Regions from separate parts of the Homo sapiens genome. Here region 1 is linked to region 2. The links are chromatin contacts, found by Hi-C or POLR2A ChIA-PET in ENCODE. All regions are on one chromosome and are shown on one strand. The core of a region is the stretch at or near the end of the contact, and the rest is flanking DNA. Distances in the headings are between cores, read along the strand shown. Region 1 holds the start of THAP10 (THAP domain containing 10). Region 2 holds the start of UACA (uveal autoantigen with coiled-coil domains and ankyrin repeats).

Region 1 (7,607 bases), core at 1,881-4,380, 130 kb after region 2:
AACAAAAGAAGCCAGACACAGAAAATGGCTACAGTATGATTTGATTTATATGAAATCCCCCCCCCAAAAAAAAGCAAACTTGGTTACCTTTGAGGAGAGGGGAGGGGCTGGATATGGGGTGATATAGGGACTCCTGGGGTGCTAGCAATGTTCTGTTTCTTTGACTTGGGTTGTGGTTACACATGTTCAGTTTATGATAATTTAATGACTTGTCCACTTAAGATTTGTTCACTTTTCTGTGTATTTGCTATAGTTCAAGTCAACAATTTAAAAAATTCAGTTGGGTTTTTTAAAAAAGAATGCAAAATTAACAGTTAAGGGAAAACAATAAATAAGCCCCTTTCTTTCCTTGGAAGTGGTGTCTTATCTTTTTGGAAGCCCCCTAAAGATATGTAACACTCATATTTATATTGATCCATATATAGCACCAAGCACCCAGAACAGTGTCTACAATAGCTCTTCAATAAATGTTGCAGAATCACTGGAAATCTGATTTTTAGACAGTTAGTCCTGGGATTGGGAAGAAAAACATTGGGTGGGGGAAGAAGTCAGATAGACAAGCCAATTTTTTAGCGATGTGGTTAGGGTTCTTTATCCAGACCAGGCTAAACATTTATTGCTATCAACTCAAAATCTTTTTAACCTTATATACTTTTAAAGTGACTATTTTAGAACTCACAGTTTTCTAGTAATTCAGCAAGTATATTAATGTACTATGGATTGTTATAAATGTTGGCTGGTTATACTTACTAAATGGAAAACAGATTTATTATGTATGCTGGATCTGTTTCCCAACGGTTAGTTTTTATGGGTTATAAAGACTTTGGTTGTTTGACTAGCTTGGCTTTTCTTCTCCCAATTTTTGATTAGGTTGTGTAATTATGAAGAAGAAAAATGGTGTAGGGGGATGTGTGTGGCACATGTTTAGTATTTATCTCTCTTGCTACACACATATATATGTATGTGGATGTATATGTTTGGGCAAAGTTTGTATAGGTGGTGATGGTGGACAGATGGTTCAAGGAAAGGACAGCTATCTTGACAGGTATACAGCTTGGTGAGGAGGGAAACTGGCAGATAATTGAAAATTCAATTATAATGCAAAAATTTGTTCTTATAGTCATGTAATCATTCCATAAATATTTATTGAATTACTTAAATTTGTAAAATATTGTTTTAGGCACTGCAATACAATGGCAAAGAAATCAGACATGATCCTAGCTCTCATGGAGCTTACATTCTAATATGAGAAACAAATATTAAGCAAACTACACAATTATTTCATGGCAATTATGGTAAGTGCTACTGAAGTATCTGTGCTATTGAATCACATGGAGTACACGAAGAATGAGAGTACATAACTAAGGGATCAAGGGGAAAGATGTTTAGCTGATTTTTAAGGGAAAAAGACTTAATTGGCAATGATGGGAGTGGGAGGGGCATAGTTCCAGGATATTATAATACATGCAACAACTGAGCAAAGTCTTGTTGGTAGGAAGTAATATAGTATAGTATGTCCAAGAACTGAAAGGTCAGCATGATGGTACACAGTGAGCAACAGGGACAGTGGCCTTGGTTAGGGCTAGTGTGGTATGCAGGGGGAAAAAACATGCAGGGCCATGTAAATTGGGTTAATAATTTTGCTCTTTATCTTAATAATTGCAAGATGCCATTAAAGGGTCTTAAATACCCACCCCAATGTAGGAAGCAGGTTAGTACTGCAGAAAGAGTGTTGGTCTGGCAACCGGACCTAAGTAAGGATTACAGACCCCTGAGGAAATTACTAACCTCTTGCTATAATTTAATCTGTGTAATGGTGGCAAGGCTGAAGTTTATCACAAGGAAGGCTGGAAAGTTTTCTTTAAAATGGTACGTGGGGAAGAAGGTAGTAGTAACCAGATGCAAAATGAGTGCAAACAATGTTTAGAAGGAACAGAAAAGTAGGCAGAAGAGAGCAAGATGGGGAAAGTCAGCTCACTAGGGATACTGAACTTAAAGGCAGCTGGAGCTAGTTATCAGTCATAAAGGAAGCTTGGGGTGGGAAGGGATTTATTAGCAAGCTCCATCATCTTCATCTGTAGCTCCACATCTCCTTCGCCCCATCATTTGTGACACAAATAAGGGACTTTCCTCAAGCTTATGTAATGTTATGCAACACAGTTTCAAGCACTCCAATCCTGGAGATTTGCTCAAATTAAACCCTTTCTATTTAAAAACTCTGGAGCAGCGAGTGAAAGCAACTCACTACTCTGCAGGACAAGACTCTGTGTGTGTGTGTGTGTGTGTGTGTGTGTGTGTGTGTGTGTGTGTGTGTGTGAGTTTTGGGGGAGGAGCAGTTAGAAGGAATTAACTGGGTCACTTAATTCCAAAGTGTTAATGATAAGTGGGACCTTGGAGATCACCTCTAAAGCACACCCCTAACTTTGCAGATTAGAAAACAGGAACTTTCGAGATGAGGTGCCTTTCCCAAGGTGACACTAAGTGGAGGAGCCCAGCCAGAGTCCAGGGGTCCTTACACAACCTTCGGTGGTCTCTCTTTACCTGTGAAGCTGCAGCCTGCTTCCCAGCTCGGGGGCGTGTACAGGAGACTGGACCTGGGGCAGCCTCAGAATGCCTGGCTGCCTGGAGCTCTCCTCGCGTGTCCAGGCGGCCTGCTTGGTCTCCCTCCTCTCCCCTCTTAGGTGCCGGGGCGGGCACCCGGTGCAGGGTGGGCACGGCGCCTGCCACCAGCCTCAGGCGCTGGGAGAAGCGCAGGTTCTTCTGGATAACCGAAGAGACGTCAAAACAGGCTGGGGCAAAGTGGTCAGAGCAGATGACCGAGCGGTCATTGCCTCCGTACCAGTCGGCGCGGCAACCCCGCACGAAGCGGTCCCAGAGCAGCCGCACGGCCCGGTCCTTGGGAAAGCGGAACAGCGACTTCCCAGACTTGGTGGTGTTGCCGCAGTGGGCGGCCACACAACGGGCCGGCATGGCGGCCGTCTTCGGTGCGCGGGAGCCGGGTTCCCTGGACCTTCGCCCTTGGGCACGCTCCTCGCAGCGGCCTCGGCGAGGCAAGTCCTCCCCTCCTCACCTGTCCACTCCGGGTCGGGATTGTTTCCTTCCCTACCTCTGGTCACCGGAAGTGGCGATCTGGGGCCCCCAATGGGAGGGCTCTTTGATATCTTCCTCCTCCTCCTCCCTGCGCTGCTCCCCAGGAGCCAGTGGACACAAGCAGAGGGATACAAATTTCGCGCGGGCAGCGCTGAGGTGGGCCGTAAAGAGGAACGGACCGGAAGTGGTGGTGGTTATAGCAACCAGTGTGGCCAGCCTCTTCCCCAGCTTATCCTCCTCCCAATACTCCCGCTCTGTTTTTATGAGGCTGGGAAAATAGAACGAGGAAGTGGTGACGCACTGGGCTCTCACGAATACAACTAGAAGCTGCAACGACTGTGTGGCTCTATCGATTCGGGAGAGGTCCAGACCGGAAATGGTCGTTTCCATGGTAACCCTGAGCAGGTTGCCTGGGAGATGACCTCTTTCGGGTCTCTTTGAATCTCCGCTGTAGCGTCACCTGGAAGGCAGATCTAACAGAGAACCTGGACTGTCTCCTATCATGATTCCCGGGAAATATCGCTCTGTTTCTGGCCGGGCTGCGAACAACGTAAGTTGGGCCTTCTACTTTCTCTTTCTTCCCACTGGTACTCTTTCTGACTGGCGTCTTTGTCCTAGGAGATGGGCTGTATTATTAGGACCGGCACCGCTGGGTCTACTCAAGCTATTGTCTGACCAGGGTTTGAGGTTCGTGGGCTGGACCAAGGCACAATTTAATATTGTATGATGGGTACTCAAAGTCTTGTCCAGGATCTGGGCTCCCCAGAAGGTGGAGCTGGTCTGCTGTGAAAGGCTTGGGTTTATTTAAATTCCTTTGGCCAGTCAATTCCTTTTTCTTTTCTTTTCCTTTTAACTGTGAAGAGAATTTATCATTAGGGACTCCCACCTCCTTCACCTGTCTCATTGAGATGTTTATTTAGACCTGAATGGCAAATGTCGAAAGCCTGAGGTACTAACTAGAGGGTTAAATTGCTGCCGACATTTTGGAAAATAAATCAGTGAAACCTTTTAATTCTTAGATGTGATTTTATTGTTTTCAGCAAATCCTCAGAACAAGATCATTTACCAGAAACAGAAATAGAGCATTGTGTTCTATTTTTTTGTTGTATTTCTGTTTGTACCTTTTTTTTTTTTGGAAATATGTGTTTGTGTATTAAGAGCAAATTTTATGGTTTAATTTTTACATTTCAGGTGAACTGCGGGCTTCATCTGGTTATTCAAACATCATCGCTTCCTGAAAAAAACAAAGTAAGATTTAAGAAGGTTGGCATTTAAATTGAAGATTGTTTTAAATTCTACACAAATAGCAGCATGACTTAAAGTGTAGATAGATTCTAAACTGAAAAATTTAAGTAGATTTGCTTTGATTTCCAGTTTAAAGCTAGTTCTTACTTTCTGCCTACATAAAGCTAAAATAGCCCTCTTTAAAAAACTTAATGTGATTTTATTGATTACAAAAGGGTAAGGGTTTTTTTGTTTTTTTTTTTTGACATTTACACTTTTTTTTTTCTTGAGACAGGGTCTAGCTGTATCACCCAGGCTGGGGCGCTGGGGTGCAGTGGCACAATTTTGGCTCACTGCAACCTCTGCCTCCCAGGCTCAAGCGATCCTCCCACCTCAGCCTCCTGAATAGCTGGGACCACAGGTGCATGCCACCACGCCCGGCTAATATTTTTGTATTTTTTGTAGAGACAGGTTTCACCATGTTGCCCAGGCTGTTCTCGAGCTCCTGAGCTGAAGCAATCCGCTTGCTTTGGCCTCCCAAAGTGCTGGGATTACAGGCAACAGCCACCGCACCCAGTGATATTTACACATTTCTGAAATCAGGAGCCTTCTTAAAATTGATGGCATGTCATAGTTTAATTGGGGAGGTTTTTTTTCTTTCTTAATAGAGGGTAAAATAATGGTATGTCTTACTACTAATGACACCTTAGATAAAATGGTAATTGGGAGGGCATATCCACACATCCCATTTAAAATCAGGGAAGAAAAAAATAGGTTAGCAGTGGACACATGTTAGACTTAACGTTATTTAGAAGTTACGATATGAATATGAGATTTTTTTCCCCAAGATTATTTCCCCATAATGTCTCTAGCATTTCTAGAATTTCTGGCTTTTGATTTAATTTTTGAGATTTTGAGATAAACATGTTTTTCTTTCCTTTCTGTCTCACCTCAGCATTTATACTTACCTACTTTCTACACACTATGTCTCAAGACACAACATGATTTTTCCTCCTTTGACCAAGTTGGAAACCTCTAACCATCACAATTCAGGTGTGTCCTAAAAAGTTATTAAATAGGCGTCACTGGAAGAACTCTAAAGTGAAGGGCAGAGTTCACACATAACAGCATGAAGAAGGGTAAGAAAAGGCATGAGGAAGGTAAATGGAAGGACATCGTTAGTCAAGGAGGCAGCTGTTGATTACATTATATATGAATATGAAAATGGTAAACACTCAGAAAATAGACAATTTGATCATCTCAAATAAACAGCAGTTAGATTAATTGAAAATATTATTTATTATAATTGAGCATAATGGATTCTCTCCAGAGCTTTCCTAATTGATTTCTCTGGACAAATCCTTTTCCACCATTATAATGTTTCTAGAGCTGTGTGCCTCATCTAAATATTTTTTCCAAACCATTCACTTTCTCTTGTGTGGACATCTATTCTGAGAAAATACCTTTAGGTCATATAATTCCTAAGGATATAATGCAAATGCCAACATAATGTTTATAGTATGGATACATTAGAAGTATCTTAATTAATTCAAGATACATATTTGGGGTTTTTTGTGGCTAATCATAAGAAGTTGTTCTGGTTTTGTTTTTCTCAGTCCTCCCACCAGATAATTATTTTAGATCAGTTTTAGATCAAGTGAAAACCTTTCTTAGAAGGCTTAAATATACAATTTTATTATATTATAATAGGACATTTAAAAGGATTATAATGATCAAAACAGTGATTTTTTCAACAGCATTTTATTTATATTGTGTGTTTTTTTTTGAAGCAAATGATTCTTTTAATCATTGTATTTGTGGTGAGAGCGTGGAGGGATTGGAAGTGTCTCAGCTTGGAATATCTTGTATCTGACCTCATAAAATTGATCCTGATTTTGTGGGTGGTAAAATACAATGATAGAGGTGCAGCCATCACCTCTATCTAGTTCCAGAATTTTTTCATCATTCCAAATGGAATCCCTGTACCCATTAAGCAGTTACTTCCCATTCCCTGCTTCCCTTAAATGCCTGGAAGCCACAAATATGCTTTCCATCTCTATGGATTTGCCAATGTGGTATTTTGTGTCAGTTTTCTTTCACTTGGCATGATGTTTTCAAGGTTCATCCACATTGTACCATGTGTATCAGTTATTATATGTTTTTTTAATTTATCTTCACTGCTTGGTGTTAAATTTGTCTCCAAATATTTTTTTCTTTAATAATGTTTTTCAGGTTGAATTCAAGCTAAATAAAGACACATCGTCATTCCCCGGTAGACTTTTACAACATGACCTTGAAAGAAACTACTCAAGTAGGCAAGGTATTGTCAGTGAATAGAGATCAGATGTGGTTCATCATCTTTGAATAATATTAAGTGTTTAATAATGTTGAATTACTAGATCCAAATAAACTTGAATTTAAAATGAAATTGTTCATTGGGACCAAATTGGTTTGGTATTTTTTTAAATCATTGGTTATATATATGTAGCATAGTAGATTATTTCCAATACAGAAAAAAGCTGTTATTATTTTACTTTGAGGGTGGGCTATACACTAGAGAATGGAAAAAGAATGTTTCAAATACTGTATTAGAACAGTATTTGGAAGTCGCTAATTAGAGTAAGAGTATGGGAACACAAATATTAAGGAAATCAGGAAAGAATGTAAAGTCAGGAGTAGAGAAGAAACAATCTTTCCCTGTTACTGTCACATATAATTATAGATTTTATATTAAAGGCTTTAAACTCTAGTGTCTATCACTTGGGATCTTGGGATCTTGTTAAAAATGCACATTCTTAGTGCTCCCCCTCCATCTTCCCCATTCTGATTTTGTAGGTCTTGAGCGGGATTTGGAAATGTGCATTTTAATAATGTCACAGGTGATTCTGAGGTATATGGTTTGTGGGTCATCCTTTGACAAATACTGCCTCACATGATCTGGTTATATTTCTGAAATATATTTTTCAAATCAAGGAAAACGTTCCTTCACATTTGAATCTTGGTTTGTTGCTGACAGCCATTAGCTTTCTGTAATGTGCTCATGTTAAACACTTCTGAATCCACATATACAAAACTGCCTCTACCTCTTAGGAGTTTATATGAGAGGGCTGATCAGTATAGGCCTTTCTAGGTTGTTCATGTTATTACTGTGGGAACATATGGCAATTTAAAATATTGGTTAATTTTCTCTCTCTTTTTATTTCTGGACCTACTTCTTGGACCCATCTAATCTGACATATCTTTTCTCTTTCCTACATTCTACACTCTTGTCTTGGCCAATTGCTGGACATGAC
Region 2 (6,746 bases), core at 4,226-6,725:
CATTACACCATCCTTATTAAAAAACTAATTAAAATCCTTTACTCATCACCTAAAGTTCCTGGACTCATTATGCACCAAAAGACCCACCAAACCACTCTGCTTTGGTATTACAATAAAATTCAGCAATTCAAATCAACATAATGTTCTGAATAAACTTGCTGCAGGGTGAGGGTTGAAATCAAAAACTATAAAAGAAGGGTTTCTTTATTGTAATCCTCCTTCAAGAAGCACAAGAAATTCAACGCAGGGATAACCATAGGAAGTTGTCTGAATACAGCTTTAATTAAGGTAAGCATTTTTAATTTAAGGTTGGAATAGTTAATGACAATGAGTAAACAGTGCTTAAGTATCATGAGTTTAAACTAAACATAACAATTTGTTATCTTATTTACATTACCCAAAAGTCGCTGTTATGAGAATAACATTAAGATCTTTTCAAATGCACCCAAATCCCTCAGTGGAAAACACAAAGCCCTCATTCTCAAAATCAACAACTAAAACAAAATCATGTTTAATCCTTTATGCTTTCTAAACATCTCAAACTAATGTTATTAGTGGAAACAGAAAATGTTTTTGAAGATTTTTTTCAGTTGCTATATTTGTAACTCTAAATTCTTTTAGAAATACCAGTATTTTTTCGCAGTGCTGAGGCATTATAGCAAGATGCTTTAAAACATATTTAGTTCTGATTTATAAAATTCACTGCCCCATTTTAAGAGCAGCCTAGAGAAAGGGCAGCAAAAATAATCACTACAGAACCTCTCAGGTCAGAGATTACTTCTACAATCAAAGTACTCTGCTACGACTTTGTTTGTTTGTTTTTGGAGACAGGGTTTCCCTCTATCACCCAGGCTGGAGTCACAGTTCACTGCAGCCTTGACCTCCTGGGCCCAAGTGATCCCCTCACCTCAGCCTCCCAGGCAGCTAGGACCACAGGCATGCACCATCACGTCGGGCTAATCTTGTATTTTTTGTGGAGATAGGATTTCACCACGTTGCCCAGGCGGGTCTCGAACTCCTGGGCTCAAGCAATCCAATTTAAAGTGGAATCCCCTTCTAAAATGTCTGCTTACAATATCTGTTTGCAGCACTTCTACTACTTCTGGAATTACAGTCCCTTAATTTATATTAAATTTCCTAAACTAGGTGAAAATGGAACAAGCATATTCTCACTATACATATAACTGAACACACAATTAACCAGATCTGGTACAGTATTTATAGTCATCTAATTATCCCTTTTAGAAATCCGAAGCTCCAACTTAGTAAGTGATTAAAAATAAATGTAACAGGCTGGGCACGGTGGCTGATGCTTGTAATCCCAGCACTTTGGGAGGCCAAGGTGGGCGGATCACCTGAGGTCAGAAGTTTGAGAACAGCCTGGCCAATGTGGTGAAACCACCTCTCTACTAAAAATACAAAATGAGCCGGGCATGGTGGCAAATGCCTGTAATCCCAGCTACTTGGGAGGCTGAGGCAGGAGAATTGCTTGAACCTGGGAGGCGGAGGTTGCAGTGAGCCGAGATCACGTCATTGCACTGCAGCCTGGGCAACAAGAGTGAAACTCCATCTCGAAAAATAAATAAATAAATAATAAATGTAACAATAAAAACACTCTTCATTTATGGTTAACAGATGCAGCCATCTCCAGATTTGCTAGTAAAGGACTAATCCACAAATGTAGTTTATCCAGAATTTGTAATTGTGAACTACATTTATATGTGTACAAACATTCCCATTTAGTAAACTCTAAATTCATTGGCATATTTATAACAATAGTACTATTCAGAATATTCAAAATTACTACTTTTGCCCATAATCTGCACATAATTCTAATTTAGCATGCTAAGCTAATATGCTGTATTCCACATATTATGTAATAAAATACTGCATATGTCACATACCTCAGTCTACTGCTGTGTCTTCTTCAGATAATAAGCTTAAATACACAAAGGAAATTATTTATGAAATAAACATTTTAAAATTTTATCTCAAATCAAAGTTGTGCAAAGTAAATAGTGACTATTTCCAAAATAATTAAATGAACAGTTTAAGACCCAAATTAAGTACCCATAGAGGAAAGAGAAGAAAGTAAGATGTACTTTAACACCATAATAAGTATCTTATGTATCAAAGACTTAAATGTAAAAAAAGAAAAAAAACTAGAAGAAAGTTGGGGAGGGGGGTTGTTTAATATTAAATATCGCAGAGTGGAAAGGCCAAGATATTACATAAACCTAAAAATCATAAAAGGTTATAAATTCAATTGTATAAAAATAACCACCTTCTCTGCACAGCAAATGCCACCATAAAAATGTCTTAAGACAAACAGCCAATTAAGAAATAATATTATTCAAATGAAAAGGGCTAATTTCCCTGATATAAAGTATATACAAATGAATAGGGAAAAATATCGACAACCCAATAGAAAAATGGAAAGGACAGGCCAGGCGCAGTGGCTCACGCCTGTAATCCCAGCACTTTGGGAGGCCGAGGCGGGTGGATCACAAGGTCAAGAGATTGAGACCATCCTGGACAACATGGTGAAACCCTGTCTCTACTAAAAATACAAAAATTAGCCTGGCGTGGTGGTGCACGCCTGTAGTCCCAGCTACTCAGGAGGCTGAGGCAGGAGAATCACTTGAACCTGGGAGGCGGAGGTTGCAATGAGCCAAGATGGTCCCATTGCACTCCAGCCTGGCGACCGAGCGAGACTCCGTCTCAAAAAAAAAAAAAAAACAGAAAAAGAAAAATGGAAAGGATAAACTGTTCTTACCTATCAGGCTAGCAAAGGTCAAAAACTTTGAACAGACTTCTATTAAAAGCTTGGAAAACATTTCTCATATGCTGGTTCCATGATGCATGAAAGGAAACTTGACAACATCCTTCAAAATTACAAATGCACATATCCTTTAACCCAGCAATTCACTTTTAGGAATTAATCCTACAGGTACAGACACACACTTGAAATATGAATATTAATCACAGAATTGTACATTACAGCAAAAGATATGAATGGGGAGCCTCTATTTACAGTTTTAAAAAAAAAAGTCCAAGATATGAAACAGCAGCTACAGTGTGCTAGCATTTCTATAAAGGGTGACTATATTCATATTTGCTTGTATATGCTAAGCTCTCTCTGGAGGAACATGCAAGCAACTGTATCATCAGTGGCCTCAGGAAGTGGGGGCAGGGTGGCTGAAGCAGGGGTTAGGGAAACACGGTGTCGATATTTTGTTGTAAATATTTTTATTCCTTTCCAATATTAAACCATGTGCTATATTACCTATTCAAAAAATAACTGTTTTTAAAGGCAAAAAGAAAAAAAAAAAGGGTGGCCCAATCATACAATAAATACATATACATGTGACCAAATCTGGGATTATGGTTTATAGATTGAAAAGCAGAAAGGGTCTATTTCTCCTGTACATGTGTTTTATTCTATCAATGCTTGGTTTGGTTTTATTCATCACTACAGTTTTATTTTAAAATTTTACAGAATTCATTCTAAGTTTTATTCCTCATTACGCTTTTATTTTTAAATTGTACAGAACTTATTCTAATATTTAAACAGAAATGTTTGCTTTTTCTACATAAATAGGTTAATATCATGTTTATCTTTATTATGTCATTTTGAGAAAAATAGAACGCTCAATTGAGTGCTAAAGATTTAAGCTCAGAGATATGCACTTTATGTTCCAAATGTATAAAATGCAAACTATCATGCTGATAATACCTACTAAATACTCTGCATTTCTAGAAAACTGGATAAAATTAAGGCATATAAACCTCCAAGTGGGATTTACATCCTTAGTGCAAATCAAACACAACCAGGGAAAACAAAGCTAATAAATCTAGAAACTTGTATCTTCTATAAGGCTAAAAACACAACTTGCATTACAGAAGTAGAATCTTAACTGTAATGAACTCCAATATCACTAAATGACATTTCTGCCAGTTACTTTTTTTAAAAAAAAAAGTGAAACAAAGTAATCTCTGTTTTCCATGAGCTTATAAAACGACTTCATGCTTTATCAAAGAACATCAATTACGTCATCTGAATCTACTCTCTTTTTTTGAAATAGGAATTTAAGTCTAGGTAGTTCCTCCACAATTTCCTTTATGTCCAAGTAAAATAATCCTCGATATAGGTGGAGAGAAAGGCATAACTGAATTAACTCAAAAAAGCAGAAGCAGATTAATTAGTATTCTGATAAAAAGAATATAATCATTTGGTAAAATCTGCGTTGAATTGTAAAGGTTCATTTTAATTACCCCAACTAGGTAACTGTGCAGTTGGAGCATAACAACTCCTTTACGTTCGACTCTTCCAAGACTTTGTAAGTGGCACTTATTTTAATGATATAGAATTTTGATGATATCGCCATTCTTGTAACGTGACAAATTATCTAAATCACAACATCTGCGGTCAGGCTGTTTCTCAAGATTTCTGTTCTCCTGCCAACTAAAGAGGCCCCGACTACTCCTTGGCGCGCACACTGAGGCCGCGCTGCAGGTCAGCACCGAAAGAGCCCCGCACGGATCCCGCCCCACAGGTGCGATTTACACAACCCACATCACCACCACCCCTCCCAACTTCACCACCTCTAGGGTCACCACCCTGTGGGGTTTTGTCTTTACGACTAAGCCGATTCCCTCTGCCTCGCTGGGGAATCAAACTTCCCAGTGACAACGACAGCGGCCAGCACGGGACGTCCACCAGCCCGGCAGGGCTTGACGCTGTCTCAGACCCGGGGAAGGTCCGGAGTCCGGGCACGGTGGCGCGGGGTGCGCAGCCCTGCCCACCTGCCCTACCTGGTGCGAGCCCCGGCCCCGGGGACTGGGGAGCCAACACGGCCGAGCGGGCGTGGGCAGCAGGGCGAGCGCCGGGAGAGGAGAGCGACGAGGGGGGGTCAACGGAAAGAGCGGAGTAGGGGTGCCAATCGAGGAACTTTGGATTTAGGAGGAGGGGGCCAGAACCGCCCCACTGAGGTTTCTTCCAGAAGTTCGGAGGCTTGGGAGAAAGGGGTGGGGAAGAGACCCGTAGAGGCTCGGGTGCGGCGGCGGGGAGGATCCCCGGGGTCTCTGGGCTGACGGAGTCTCCGGCCTCAGGGAGGAGTCGCCAGGGCCGCCGAAGCCGAACTGGCAGAGGAAAAGCAGAGGAAGGCGGCGCGCGAACTCGCCAGCAAAGGAGGGCTGCGCTGCTCCCGGAGCGGAGCGCCTCGCAGCCCGGACCGCGGGACTCACCGCGCTGGCGGCGGCGGCGCCAGACGACGCGGGGCCGGGCACGTCCTGCCTCCTCAGGCGGGACTTGAGGCTCTTCATGGCTAACTCTTGCCTGGCCCCCGCGCGAACCTTAAAGGCTGCGGAGTGCCAGCGCGCAAGGAGTAGACGGCAGCGGCTGCAGCAGAGGCGGCGCGGGCTGTACCAGCCCCACCTGCCTGCCACCTGCGGGCCCCGGGCAGCAGACGTCGACAGGCCTGAGGCGGGGCTCCCCTCCCGTAGCCAATTGACCCGCTGCCCTGGCGGGGGCGTGGCAAACCGCGACCAATCGGAATGCGGGAATGGGGCGGGACTTCCCTTTTAAACTGAGTAACACCCTTCCTCTCCCAGCTGGAGGAAAAGTTTGGGAACTTTAGCCCGGGAAGGGGCGGAGGAGGTGGGCGGCCAGAGGCGTGGAGATGCGCGCAGGCCGGGCTCCAGGCCACCGGCGCCCGCCCACCCGGAGCTTAAGATCTAGAGAGAGCACGGGGTCCCGCCTTTGCCACCTCTCATCTTCCCGGACTCCCCTCCTCTTTCCACCCACGCGCTCTTTACCAAGTAAAGTTCCTTCCCTTCCGTCTGGTCTTAGAAATGACTCTTGGTTACCTGCACACAGAACAGCTTTCAGGAGCAACTTCTTTTCAGTCTCCTGTTTTACTACCAAATCCTGGTGCCTGGAAACCACCACACGCATCAAAAATTCCAGAAATAAACAGTCTCTAAGAAATAAGGTGCTGATTGTGCAGAAAAACGTACAGTTAAGAAAGACCTTGAAAGACGTTATAGTAAGTTACAGTACAAGTTACGTGCTCGTTTATTTGTTGAGTGAAGAATCCGCCGTATTGGAAGCAAAGGGACGGAATGGGGGCGGGGAGGGAGGAGAAGAGGTGCCATCAATTAAAAATGACTCCCACAGCCAGTGATTTAAGTTGTCAAAAAAAGTTACGCCCTTTTTTCTTCAAAAAGGTTTTTTGTTTTCTGTAGAAACACATTACATGTAAACGTATACGATGAAGTTAAATCATCTTACCTAGAAATCTGGGTTAGTAAAAATTATTTAAGAGGATGAAGAAACAGGAAGGTGCTCAGCACCCAATAATTTGCTGTTCGGGTGACATCTTCAAAAGTCTTCTTTGGAGTCATTTTTCCCCCCAGCAAAACGTTTATCGTAGCATGCATCCATTTGAAAAGACAAACGGTCCACATTTTCTGACTAACAAAGGACTCTTTTTTGTCTGAAAGGTCAGTTGCTCTCTTTAGAGTTTCTTTATAGTAACGCAAGGTTTTCTTCAAATACTGTAAGAAAGTTTTCAGAATTTCTTGGAGAGGCAGCATTCAAAGACTGTGTTAACCCTATACAACAAGTAAATAACAACTAACTACCCAAAAATATTATTAAATTTCATCTTGATTAGATCTTTGGAAGAAAATTTTCTTTGATTCCTCCCCCTTCCTCTAGATCTCCAGTCATTTAGTTCTTGTTG

What was found. A loop is a pair of places that touch in the nucleus more often than their neighbours do. ChIA-PET counts read pairs that join two places held with the same protein, here RNA polymerase II (POLR2A). Pooled maps may share reads with other maps.
Region 1: a loop to region 2 is called in a map of endothelial cell of umbilical vein, with 5 times the contacts of the local background. The contact joins the promoter of THAP10 here to the promoter of UACA in region 2. A Hi-C loop is called at or near these places in 4 of 168 maps with a recorded cell type or tissue (dorsolateral prefrontal cortex, endothelial cell of umbilical vein, gastrocnemius medialis and 1 more), 2 of 37 single-sample maps with no recorded cell type and 16 of 50 pooled maps. POLR2A ChIA-PET finds 5 or more read pairs at or near these places in 1 of 52 experiments (MCF 10A).

What each region holds. Positions count from the first base shown.
Region 1 is chr15:70,889,303-70,896,909 of GRCh38, forward strand. It overlaps THAP10 (THAP domain containing 10), which reads right to left and starts at 3,131. Exons shown (of 3, transcript NM_020147.4): 1 at 2,542-3,131. The coding sequence starts at 2,970. It overlaps LRRC49 (leucine rich repeat containing 49), which reads left to right and starts at 3,524. Exons shown (of 16, transcript NM_017691.5): 1 at 3,524-3,640; 2 at 4,282-4,338; 3 at 6,547-6,634. The coding sequence starts at 3,593. RefSeq lists an enhancer at 2,786-3,484.
Region 2 is chr15:70,758,083-70,764,828 of GRCh38, forward strand. UACA (uveal autoantigen with coiled-coil domains and ankyrin repeats) reads right to left here and starts at 5,476. Exons shown (of 19, transcript NM_018003.4): 1 at 5,248-5,476. The coding sequence starts at 5,325. RefSeq lists a silencer at 5,241-5,650.